Linked DNA regions of Homo sapiens: regions 1, 2 and 3 are each linked to region 4. Evidence: chromatin contacts called from ENCODE Hi-C or POLR2A ChIA-PET data. All regions are on one chromosome and are shown on one strand. The core of a region is the stretch at or near the end of the contact, and the rest is flanking DNA. Distances in the headings are between cores, read along the strand shown.

Region 1 (2,872 bases), core at 17-2,516, 5.7 Mb after region 4:
TACTCTGTGGTCAAATTTATTTTCACATGGATATTAAAACAAGTTATTGCTACAAATGGGTTTCTGTTCTGATCCTTTTTTTGTTTGCCTCACATATCCTTTCTCTTCCACCACATTCTGCTTCACTCTCCCCGTCTCTCATCACAGACAAGAAAAATGCCACCTCCCATAGGACCCACTCCAAACCCTGTTTCCTGAATGATCAATGCCTTCCCCCATCGCAATCAAAAAAGCACTTTCTATTCTGTCTTCATGACACACTGGTTTTGACACTTGCATAGCTGTTAGTAATTCTGCAATGTGCTTGGGCTATTTGTGAGCACATGTATTTTTCCTTTATAGATTATAAACATCTAAAGAACAAGGTTAACCCAGGAGTCAAGTAAATAGTTAAATATTATTTTGACAATGGCTGTAATAGTGGACATTTGAAAGGAATACACCTCAGTATTTTGAAATTGAAATAATTTTCTAGATCCTGGCATTTCTGGACTTTCAACAGCCCACCCTTTTTAAAAATTGTGAAGACACTTTTACTATAAAGGTCTGCCCAGACCCTCTCTGATACACCTGTGTAAATGCCACGTGCATGTGAGCATGCGACAGTACGTGTGTGCACGCCTGTGCAGTGGTAATCAACCATGGTGCTAAGGTTTGAAAACAGAAAATACATCAATCGACCTCCAAGCTTCTTTCATCCCACTTCATAACATCTCAATCTCTTGAGTGCTGAGGCTTATTTTGTTTAAGATGATTTGGACTCTTCTGAGTGCAACGCAATCTCCTTCCAGCACAGCGGACCGAGGAGAGGTGAGGGGAGAGTTTTGAGGGTGGGCATATTGATCCTACGCTTGCTGAATTAAAAATGAGCCAACTGAGGACAATTTCCAGGTTGCAACACAGACGGAGCCGGAGTCTGGGTTGAGGTTAGAGGAGCCGTTAGGGCGCAGGGATGCAACAGGATTTGGGAGAAAGGGGAGAGAAAGCAAGGCCACTTCCAGGGGGCTTTCATTTTTTTTTTATCCTGGCAGCTTCCCGAGCCAGATTTCAAAAGCGATTTCAAACGTGAAGCCAACTGAAGCACTGCCTTACACTAATTGGAAGGGGAAGGGAGTGACTCATATTACACCAGCTCGCTCTTCCCTCTCGGCAACTGCTAACTTGTAGCTTTAAAAGGAAGTGACATGGGTGGGGAGAGACGTCAGCTGAGGACCACTTTTTTTTTTTTTTTCTTCCTGAAGGGTCCACCCCATGGGTGGAGTCTCGCTTTTTCTTTCCAGTGTTGGCTGACTTACAGCTCTTATAAACTAGTGGCAATTTCTGAACCCAGCCGGCTCCATCTCAGCTTCTGGTTTCTAAGTCCATGTGCCAAAGGCTGCCAGGAAGGAGGTATGTGGTCCTGGTGCCGTTCGCAGGCACCTTCCCCGCTGGGTGTGGCTGATGTTTGCATTCCTCTTCCCAGCATATTTTTCTCTCCTGGGCTGGATTTCCTTAGGACCTCTGGAAGGGGTAGGCTCCGGGGGCGGGGGGGGAGTGCAAGGCGGGCGGGGGAAAGGTGCAGGGGGCGCCTGGAGGGAGGCGAAGAGAGGCTCTGCTGGTACAAAAGGACCCTCGCTTTGTGCTGGGCCGGGTGAGCGTCCCTTTCTGGGCTGTGATTTCAAGCTGCTGTTCCTGGCTTCATTTACCCACCCACCCAGCCCCCTCCCGGGGCTAAAGCATTTTCTCTGCTATAGACGAAGCTGGGCGGGGGGTGGTGGTGGGGGGAATGTTCCTATTACATATTGCTCTCTTTTGTGTCATGCAACATGTTCTTCCGTCGCTGACGTTTCTATGGCAACCACAAAAATACTACACAATATGCAGCCCCGATATACATTGATTTATTTGTATTTTGTGTCTAGTTTGCAGCTTTCTGCTCTGCTTCTTGCTTTGGTTTGCTAAAATCCAGCATGGCTTGTGGCTACCCCTCCTCACTTTCATTTTGGTTTTTCCCTATCACAGGAGGGGTGGGGGAGGGGAGTTGTCAAGGAAACAGGCATTGGTAATTACCTCTCTATTTACCTAATTTTCGGCCTATGAATTTCTCCATATCGAGGAATTAAAAAAAGAATGCTTTGATGTTTATGTAAGTCTTCAGTGTCTGGTCTTTTTTTAGAAAACCTAAACACTTCTTAAGATAAGATATTGATCCTGTGGTCAAGCTAAGGGGGAATTAATTCCTTACAGGAGGTGAGATCATTGAAATAAAGTTTTAGAGAGCATTGGAGAATTCGCACTGATAAATGTGATATTGCCTGCCCAGGTTTGCCTAAAAGCTTAAATATTTAAAAGATGGGTCTTTGCTCTCATCTGCACTTATTTAGCTCCAAATCTTAAGTTCAACAAGTATGAGTAACAAATTAACTGCCGGGCAGGATTCTCCGTTTTTCGTTTTCGTGCATTGTTCTTAGATGGATTAGCCACGCTATTCACTCTCTTCAAGGTGAGGGTTGCTAGACTTTTTCAAAACTGTGGAAGGATTAACTCATCTGTGATTAGTCAACGACTCTCAGTTGGAAAAAAAGTATCTTGAGAGAAGGGAGAATGTGTGTGTTTGTGTGTGTGTGTGTGTGTGTGTGTGTTTAGGGAAATGGGAGGCGGGCAGGGAGAACAGGGCACATCTTGAGTTCTACGTTAAAAGGATTCCATCTTCTGAATATTCTCTATGGGGAGAAAAACTGTTATTCAGAAAAAATATGAAATGAGAAAATTATTATCTACTTAGTAATAAGCAAAGTTAATTATAATTAGAATCAAATAACACATCTCTTAGAAAGACATAGCCTCTTAACAGGTACCGGCTAAACTGATGCTTTTATTCAGTACGTCTAAG
Region 2 (3,179 bases), core at 650-3,149, 5.9 Mb after region 4:
AATACAAAGAAACGAGGTATTCATACATTGTTGGTAGGAGTATCAAAATGAACTGTCCTTTTGCAGAATGACACGCACAATATCTACCAAATTAAAACACACATACCATTCAATACAGCAATTCCACCACTAGGTATCTAATCTACAAAAATACTCCATATATGAGTAAAGATAAATGAACAGAGATGCTCCCCGCAATAGTATTTTTTGTTTGAAACTATGGAAACACACTATAGGGAACATGGTTATAATGATCCAAACAATACCTTACTTTAAATGTCCTTACACAGAACAATGGCCTCCACCTATTACTAAGTGGAAAAGAGCAGTTATATGTTGGATGTTCTAATTCAACTAACTTTGTAAAATTCCATAATGCTGTATTTATGGTGTGCATCTCTCTTATCTTTACAAAACTAAGAGCTTATTTACAGGCATTCTTCTTAGTACCAATGTTTTATCTCTAATTTCTCCTGTCTATAACTTCCCATTCTAACATGTCACTGGTAATGATTTGCAGGAAATTAGCACTATTATAATTCCATCAAATAATTTCAATGAGTCAATTGTCTAATCACACATATGCACCACAATTAGGGCTATCAATTTTCTCAAGATCTGAATTTACAATTATAAAAAACAAATACATGACAATAGTAGCTACTCTGAGCCTACAGAGGTAATAACATTGCAAGAATCATACCTGTATAATCAGTTCATGAGCATGGCTACCATAGCTAAAAAGCCAGTATTGCTGGTTCTTATCTCTTCCTCTAAATAGTCCCCTCAGTTACCTTTCTGAGTCCTTACATTCCTTCAGGGATGTACTTGATGTTTTTTTTTTTTTTTTTTTTTGCATTTTTGCGGGTTCGGGGCTAGGGGAAGCAAAGACAGTATGACTGACCAGATTCTAATTCCCCAAAGCTTTACAATGAATGCATGTAGCAGTTAACTTCCCAAAGTAACCTACAAACCCGACCTGGTACCGCTGCCTTGAGCAGTCGCCTCCCACAGTGAATTTGGGCCAGCCTCATGGAACTAAAAGAACACAACAGAAGTGACACTGCACAACCGCGGAAGCTAAGGCCTAAGAAGGCCTGCGATTTCCACCTCAGTCTCTCAAAACACTGGCTCTGAGGAAAGACAGCTGCCGTGTAAGAAGTCCAATTACCCAAGGACCACCCTGGGCTAGCCATGAGGAAGATCACATGGAAAGAAAACTGTGCCAGCAGCCCTCAGCTGTTCCTGCTCTCTCAGCCCAAGTGAACAGACACATATGTGAGTGAGGGAGCCATCGTGGATGTTTGACATCCAGCAGACACTATGCAGACAAAAAAAATGAGGGCTCAGACTTAGGGCCCCAGCCAAGCCAGGATGTTTCCAGCCAACTGAGCTATTCCAGCCAAGGCTCCAGACATCCTGGGACAGGGATGACCTGTACCCTGCCTACACACCTGAACCACAGAATCATGAGCAATAAAATAATTGCTCTTTCATGCCATTAAGTTTCACAGTGGTTTGTTACACAACAATAGATAATCTGAAAAATGCAAATGTTATTGGTGACTATTTAAAAGATGAGTCCAACTCTGACCGCAGTTCTAAAGTTAATAGTATGACTCAGAGATCCTTTGTCTGTTGCAGTGAGAAAGAAATAATGTAACAGTTCACATTTCCTTGGACAGCTTTTTAAATAAATCTGACCAATCTAATTAATTCTAAAAAGCTCCTCAAAATACTGAGGGGGCCAATATATTATTATGAGTCACATGCTAGTCTGAAATACTAGTCTTCCTGACTCAGCTTTGAGGTCACAGCACAAATGTCACTTGTTCCAGAAGTCTTCCCAAGCCCAGGTCTTCTCAATACTGCCTCCTGTGTGCATCCAGATGAGCCTGTACTGTTGGTCATTTGTGTACTCCCTACTTGACCTGGAACTAGGTCTTATTCATCTTCCAAAAGAGCACATGCCTATGGAGTCACTCAAATGCTGATTCAATGGAAAGAATGGAGGAGAAATAAGGAAAGAACAGAGGGAGGAAAGGAAAAAAGGAAGTGAGGAGAGAAAGCGTGAGAAAGGCAGAAGAAAGAAAAGAAAGGAAGAGGATGAAAGGAAGGATGGAAGGAAGGAAAGACAGGCAACAGCAACAGTAACAAAAAAAATGTACTAGCAGCATTATGTAGTGAGATAAAGCGAAGGACTAGGAAGACATACAAGGAAATGTGTAGTCCAGGCAGGACAGAAGCAGGAACAGTAGCTACACGACTTGAGACAATCATTTAATCTAAGACTCAGGGTCCTAAAAATGGGCACACCATTTAATAAGGATATGTCAACAATGTAATTATTTAATTTTGCTTTAAGATTTAAGTCAAGAAAAAAAGTAGTAAGTGTTGGGAAGAAATCCTGACTTTACAACCGGTCATGGTTGCTCGTGCCTATAATCCCAGCACTTTGGGAGACTGAGGCAGGTGGATCACCTGAGGTCAGCAGTTCGAGACCAGCCTGGCCAACATAGCGAAACATCGTCTCTACCAAAAATACAAAATTAGTCGGGCATGGTGGCGCATGCCTGTAGTCCTAGCTACTCGGGAGGGTGAGGCAGGAGAATTGCTTGAACCCAGGAGGCGGAGGTTGCAGTGAGCTGAGATCGCGCCACTGCACTCCAGCCTGGGCAACAAGAGTGAAACTCCGTCTCAGAAAAAATAAAAGAAATCCTGAGTTTACAATAATAATGATGATAACTAATACTGAATACATAATCCTAACAACACTATAAGGCAGATGATTTTACAGATAGAGAAACGAGATATGGAGGCTGCATACGCAGAAGATAGCGGAACCAGGACTGGAGTCCGGGTGATCAAGCAACCAAGATTCTGCTTTTGTCCACCATGCTGTGCTGCAATAGTCTGAGAACAAATAAATTCTCAAAGACTATTAACCACCACAACCAAGACTAAGACATTAAAATGGCCCACTTGTCTACCACTGGCGTCCCATTTCCACCTTGTCTTGGTATTCATAAACAAGAATGTCCGCAAGAAATAGTTCACCAGCTGGCATACATGTGAAGCCACTTTCTAATATACATGTGACTGAGACATTTAAAATTGAAAGCCGTAAAACTTCTCTGAGCCAGTTTCCTCAGCTGTAAAATAAGTACAGGTTTAAAGTC
Region 3 (3,227 bases), core at 295-2,794, 7.0 Mb after region 4:
AACTCTCCCTCCATCCACCCTTCCCCTTCCAAAAAAGGGAGCATAAAAAATATGGGCCTTTCCAAAGAGTTTCTATCGTGAGATCAGCCTCACCCTCCTTAGACTAATTTCTGCATGTTCTGAACACAGGGGTGCTAATAAAACTATCTCTGATGCATGGGAAAAATAAGAACCCCCCCCATAAACCCTACCACAAACTCCAAGTTCAGCCCAAAGTAGGCTCAACTTTGTTTCACTCTGAAAAGTAACTTGTAAAAGTAACTTGTAAAAGTAACAGTAACAGGGAGAAACTGTTGTCTGTTCAAAACTTTTCATCCTGCTTCCTTTTTACCAAAGTTTAAAAAAATAAACAAAAGCTGAATTTTCCATCATCCTAAACAGTCCAGAAAAGGATGGTCAGAAAATTCCTGAAATTCGAAGTTCCCCAGGCCCTGGACTGCTAGCAGTTGCGCGAGGTGAACAGCCCTCGATGGGACTGATGGGTTATACAATCATGGTTCCCAGAGCAAGATCCACTAGAATAATCCGCCCCGGAGACAATGACATCATGTGAGCAACCAGGCAGGAAGTTGGGCTCAGAGAAGTGAAGGGTCAAGTCTTGAAAGCTCACACTGGACGACACCCCCTGCCCCCAATCTAAAGAAGACAAAAGTCACCGCCTGCTAAAAATATATATATATATATATTCTTTAAAGAGAAAATGAGCCCACGGGGGGAAATCAATCAGCAAATGAAACCACAAACACTCAACTCCAGGACCATTCCTGCGGGCTCCAACGCCCCGGTGAGCCTCTCCACACCGAGGGGCCTCACCGGTGCCCCGCTGGCGAAACTCTGATGCAAACGCGCAGCGGGAACAAAGCAAACTGGAGTTCCTGCCTCCAACTTTCCCGGACGCCCGGCCGCGCGAGGGCAGGCGCCGACCCCAAGGGCCGGGGCGACCGCTCCGCACAAAGCCACCCCCGACTCAGCGACAGCCACAAGTGGCCGGACGCGGGGCTCCAGGACCGCCACGACCGCGTGTGCCCCCGCGCCCCCCGCCTGCGCACGGGACCCGGCGGGACTCGCGGACACCACGCAGGCAACTTTCCCTCGGGAACGGGGCGGACCCCGGCGCGGAACGGAGGCGACTTGGAGACCCCAGGAGCTCCTCGAGCGCTCCCCGCCCCCCACGCCGGCCGCTCACCCCGGGCACCGCGAGCGGAGCCTGCGTCCGGGCGGGCCACCCACCTGCACAGCTCGGGGAACGGGGCGGCCTGGGCCTGCGTGGACCCCGGGGCAGCGACGAGCAGCAGCAGCTGCAGCAGGAGCAGAGAGCGCTGCGGGCGGCGGGCGGGCGCGGGCCCCAGGTGGGGGCTCCGGCCGGCGGCGGCCCCCATCGCGCCGGGCCCGGACTGCGCGGCGGGCGCGAGGCTAACGGCGCGCGACTGCTGGGGGCCGCGCCCGGGACGGGGTCGCGCCGCCAGGGCAAAGGCGGAGGTGGAGACGGAGCGGGAGCCCGAGGTGAGCGCGGCTCGACTGGGCTCGGCGACAGCGACAGCGGCAGCGGCGGCCCCGGAACCGCGTCACGTGACAGCCGCCCGGCACCGCCCCCCCACCCCCGCCCCCCGCTCACGTGACTCCCTTGTTCAGGTGACCCCCGCCCGCCCCGGCTCCTCCCAGGCCCGGGTCACGTGAGCGCAGCGCGCGGGACAGGAAGCGGCGCGGGCGGGGCGCAGGCTCCAGGTGCCTCCCGGGGCCTGAGCCTCTCGGCGGGCTGGGCGCGGCGGGGGTGCCTAGCCGGGCCTCAGTTTCCCCTCCCACCGCGCCCTGCTGGATCGTGGCGGGTGCTTCCCAGGTTAGAGCAACTGTTCCCAACCTCGATCGACCAGTAGGGGAAAATAGGGAACTTGGATCAAAGTGCCAGGGAGGTAAATGCCTTCGCACAGCCTAGTGGCAGCGGATCCGTGGGGGGTGGGAACACACTTTAACTGCCCGTGGAGTCAAATCATGGGGGTTTACAACCTTGGCCCGTCAGAGCCTCTCAGACCTTCTGTGGGAATGTTATTTCCCAAGCGTGGGCTTCCTACAGCAAGGAAGGCAGCACAAATCCAGCAAGGTGAAAGAGTGGACAAAAGTGTCGCTGTCAAGCAAGTGCCACTCAACAAAGCTTTATTAATTCACTACGTGGATGGCCATGAGCTAGCCACAATGAAAGTAGAACGATGAATCTAAAAGTCTTGAACTAAAAAAATTCACTTTCTTTTAGAGTAAATATACAAAATAATCATGACTGAAAATAGTAATCATCATCATCATAAAAGCTCATCTTTTTTAGTGCTTATTCCATACCAGACACTGCTAAGCATGTAAGCATGAATCTTTAAAAACCTATGAGATGGGAACCTACTTATAGATGAGGAATTGAGGCACAAGGATACTCAGTGACTTACTCAAAGACACTCTGGGATGTGGCAAAGCTGGAATTCAAACACATATAAATAATCATGACCCAATAATAGCTAACATTTCTTGAGCAAGTAATTATGTACGAAGTACTGAAGTGTTCGGACACTGTGATTTAGCTCATTTAATCCTAACAGTCCTGTAAGAGGGGGTGCCTTTATTGCATCCGTTTTGCAGATAAGGAAAGTGAGGAATGGAGAAATTAAATAACTAGTTAGTCTTGCAGCTAGTAAGTGAAAAAGCCCGGGTTTGAGCCCAAGCCAGTCACAGGCCTGTGACATAACCACCGTGCTATTAATATATTGCCCAAGAAAAGAAAGTGTTGTAGTGGGTCAAAGGGAGAGCTCAGGTGTAAACTGTGGACGTCGAAAAAGGGTTTGTGGTGACCGGGCGCGGTGGCTCGCGACTGTAAACCCAGCACTTTGGGAGGCCAAGGCGGGCGGATCACAAGGTCAGGAGATCGAGACCATCCTGGCTAACACAGTGAAATCCCATCTCTACTAAAAATACAAAAAATTAACCGGGCGTGGTGGCACACGCCTGTAGTCCCAGCTACTCGGGAGGCTGAGGCAGGAGAATCGCTTGAACCCAGGAGGCAGAGGTTGCAGTGAGCAGAGATCGTGCCACTGCACTCCAGCCTGGGAAACAGAGCGAGATTCCATCTCAAAAAAAAAAAAAAAGAAAAAGGGTTTGTGTTTTGCAACTCCAGTGTTATAATGGATACAGGCAAAGACCATCAGTAAATACTAAAACCATCTGGTGAAAAATTATTGTGAAGCGGA
Region 4 (3,155 bases), core at 252-2,751:
AGAAAATTATTTTTTTAGCTTAAAAGAAAAGAGAAAAAGAACTGTGGCGTGTGCCTATATTCTTGAGAGGAAGGAATGAAAGGAGCCGGAAAGAAACAAATAAGTCGTTAGGGAAAAGGAGAACGAGAATAACACCATGACCTGTAGGAGGTCCTGGAGGAGCTAAGGAGGTGTCAGCCATTTTCCCCCCCCATCTGTTCCACAGGTGGCATTTTATTGAGCACCGACTGTCCCCCATCCACTGTGCTCAGTGGCAGGGACTCAAGGTGGGCAAAATAGACATGGGCCTTGCCTTGCAGTCTAGTGGGAAAAACAGATTAATCATTTAAATATTTTGTTTCAAAGAATGGTAATGCATGCAGGCAAGGTCCAGGCCTGTGGGAGAGCAGGCTACAGGCCCACCTGCTATTTAGACAGTTACCAGTGGCAGAGGACCCCGAGGAAGGCGCAGTTTACTCGACGTGTAAATAGGAATAGCCTTAACTAGCTGTGGGTGTGCGGACAGGGAAGGGAAAGAGGAGAAACATCTGCAGAGACAATGCCGGGTGCACAGCCCGTGGGCGGGGCCGCGGGTGCAGGGGAACCCGTGCCTCTGAAGGGCTGGGAAGGCCAGGGTGTTGGGGGAGGAGACCGGGCCTATGGGACTGGCCCTGGCTACGCCAAGGTGGGGCTGACATGAAGTCCCCTTCATCCGTGGGGGGTGGCCCGTCCCTCTGGGAGGGGATCCCTCACAAGATGACTTCCCAGGTCGCGCCCCGAGGCGGCTCTTTGCTGCCCCCACAGAGATGACTTCCGGGCTCCTGGGGCCCGCGGGGAGGGGCAGGTGAGGCCCAGGGCTGGGTGAGGGCCAGGCCCTTCTAGGAATGTTGGTGCTCCCAGCACCTAGCACCGGGAGACTGGAGAGGTTTCCAGGAGAGTGACCCGAGTAGGTCCCCTCCTAATTCTGGAGCCGTCCCTCGGGCTGCGCAGTGGAGCGCCGAGGTGGCGGGAGGCTGCGGGGAGCCTGGGCGGCCAAGCACCATCTGCAGTCAGGAGCTCCCGGGCAGCTTGCAGGGCGCAGTTTTTGAAAGCGGGTGCTGCGTGCGGACCGCGGGCCTGCAGGGTGCGCGGGTCGGGCTGGGGGCTGTCCCTGGAGAGTAGAGTGGCCCTGGGGCCCGCACGCCCACTTGCTGGCGGGGGATGGCGCAGACACGGGCGGTCCCCCCGAGGGCGGTCCTCACGGGTGGTCTAGGTTAGCTCGGACCCGGGAGTGTGGGAGTGGCGCAGAGCTGCGGGAAAAGGCGCGGGGCGCCTGCGTGGCGAAGGAACACAGCCGCCTGACACGCCCTCAAGGCCCGCGGAGCTGCTCCTGCCTCGGCCTCTCTGAGCCAACCACGGGGCGGGGCGTGAACGCCGGGCGGGGACGTGCCGTTCTGGGGGGCGTGTCCACCGGCGGGGGCGTGCCGTCCTGGGGGCGTGGCTCTCTGCTCCGGTGCAGGCCCGCAGGGCGCCCTGGGCTGGGAGCAACGCGACTGACCGTGGTCGTGGGCGGACGGCGGCTGCAGCGTGGAGGAGCTGGGGTCGCTGTGGGTCGCGAAGCAGAGCCCGGGACGTGCGCGCTTGGTGCACGATCCTGAAGGGGAGCTCCGAGGGGCCCGGGTCGCCAGGGCTGCTGCGGCCATTCCCGGAGCCCGGCGCGGGGCCCGCGAGATACTGGTTTAGGCCGTCCCAGGGCTCCGGGCGCACCCGGTGGCCGCTGCTGCAGCGGAGGGAGCGCGGCGGCGCGGGGGCTCGGAGACAGCGTTTCTCCCGGAAGTCTTCCTCGGGCAGCAGGTGGGAAGTGGGAGCCGGAGCGGCAGCTGGCAGCGTTCTCTCCGCAGGTCGGCACCATGCGCCCTGCAGCCCTGCGCGGGGCCCTGCTGGGCTGCCTCTGCCTGGCGTTGCTTTGCCTGGGCGGTGCGGACAAGCGCCTGCGGTGAGTTACCTTGCGAGGTAAAGTGGGGAGCGTGGGAGCCGGGCCCTAGAGCTTTCCACTGGGTGAAGGCTGCAGCTCTCGGGGTCGGCGGTCGCTGAGCCCCGGGCAGCGACTGGGGAGGGCGGGGGGAGCCGAGCACGCTCCGGGGTGACCCCTGGGAAGAAGTTGGGAAGTTGAGCACGCCTCGGGGTGACCCCTGGAGGGAGTGGGTTGGGGGGAGCCCTTAGCACACTCAGAAGTGACCTCTGGGAAGGAGTGCGATGAGGGGAGTCCTGAGCACGCCCCGGGGTGACCTCTGGGAAGGAGTGGGTTGGGGGGAGCCCTGGGCACGCTCTGGGGTGACTCCTGGGAAGAAGTGGGTTGGGGAGCCCTGAACACTCCCCGGGGTGACCCCTGGGAAGGAGTAGGGGGTAGGGTGAGGTCCTGGGTACACTCCAGCCTGGAGCTGGACTGGAAACTCATCCCACAGACTGCTCCCAGCCTAGGACGCGACAAAGCAGGTGGCAGGCTTGGTGGAGCACTGTTCCTGCACTCGAAGTTCTCTCAGAGGTCGAAGAAGTCGTGGAGGGGACACTTAATTTCAGCTTTCACTGCGGCGGGTGGTGAAACGACGGTTCTTCCTCTTTTTGAGTATCCTGTTCTGAATCCCTTCCCTTGGCTCGCCCTCCGCGTGTGTGTGTGTGTGCGCGTGTGTGTGTGCGCGTGTGTGTGTGTGCGTGTGCGTTTGTGTGTGCGTGTGTGTGTGCGTGCGTGTGCGTGTGCGTGCGTGCGTGTGTGTGCGTGTGTGTCGTGTGTGCGCGTCTGTGCGTGTGTGTCGTGTGTGCGCGTGTGTGTGTGTGCGTGTGTGCGTGTGTGTGCGTGCGTGCGTGTGTGCGCGTGTGTGCGTGCGTGTGTGCGTGCGTGTGTGCGTGTGTGTGTGTGGCAGCCGCCCAAATTAATTAGGGGTAAACAGGCGGTGCTGCAAAGAACTCCAACTTTAATTCTGTGGAAGATACCAATATTTGAATACCATATTATTTCTTTCTATTTGGGTAATGATCGGGTTAATAGGATTTCTTACTTACATAGTAGGTGTGGAAAAGGTGGGTTTTACTTATTTATTTTTTTTTAGACAGTCTTACTCTGTCACTCAGGCTGGAGTACAGTGGCGTGACCTCAGCTCACTGCAACCTCCACCTCCCGGGTTCAAGCGATTCTCCTG

The links. A loop is a pair of places that touch in the nucleus more often than their neighbours do. ChIA-PET counts read pairs that join two places held with the same protein, here RNA polymerase II (POLR2A). Pooled maps may share reads with other maps.
Region 1: a loop to region 4 is called in a map of CD8-positive, alpha-beta T cell, with 7 times the contacts of the local background. The contact joins the promoter of AGPAT4 here to the promoter of RNASET2 in region 4. A Hi-C loop is called at or near these places in 1 of 168 maps with a recorded cell type or tissue (CD8-positive, alpha-beta T cell) and 6 of 50 pooled maps. POLR2A ChIA-PET finds 5 or more read pairs at or near these places in 1 of 52 experiments (activated CD4-positive, alpha-beta T cell).
Region 2: a loop to region 4 is called in a map with no recorded cell type, with 10 times the contacts of the local background. The contact joins the enhancer-like site here to the promoter of RNASET2 in region 4. A Hi-C loop is called at or near these places in 3 of 37 single-sample maps with no recorded cell type and 2 of 50 pooled maps.
Region 3: a map with no recorded cell type shows a loop between it and region 4 (13-fold over the local background). The contact joins the promoter of IGF2R here to the promoter of RNASET2 in region 4. A Hi-C loop is called at or near these places in 5 of 37 single-sample maps with no recorded cell type and 9 of 50 pooled maps.

What each region holds. Positions count from the first base shown.
Region 1 is chr6:161,272,455-161,275,326 of GRCh38, reverse strand. It overlaps AGPAT4 (1-acylglycerol-3-phosphate O-acyltransferase 4), which reads left to right and starts at 1,266. Exons shown (of 9, transcript NM_020133.3): 1 at 1,266-1,389.
Region 2 is chr6:161,036,956-161,040,134 of GRCh38, reverse strand. All of the region lies in intron 2 of MAP3K4 (mitogen-activated protein kinase kinase kinase 4), which reads right to left. Among named protein-coding and RNA genes, the nearest start is that of MAP3K4-AS1, 46 kb to the right of the region's middle. RefSeq lists an enhancer at 1,274-1,343. Within about 2 kb of position 1,899, at least 15 of the 41 ENCODE cell types and tissues checked have a DNase peak (open chromatin) inside an H3K27ac peak, as active enhancers do.
Region 3 is chr6:159,967,399-159,970,625 of GRCh38, reverse strand. IGF2R (insulin like growth factor 2 receptor) reads right to left here and starts at 1,544. Exons shown (of 48, transcript NM_000876.4): 1 at 1,231-1,544. The coding sequence starts at 1,379. RefSeq lists silencers at 924-1,053, 1,074-1,353, 1,364-1,983.
Region 4 is chr6:166,954,896-166,958,050 of GRCh38, reverse strand. It overlaps RNASET2 (ribonuclease T2), which reads left to right and starts at 1,501. Exons shown (of 9, transcript NM_003730.6): 1 at 1,501-1,954. The coding sequence starts at 1,869. RefSeq lists silencers at 516-565, 836-935, 976-1,735.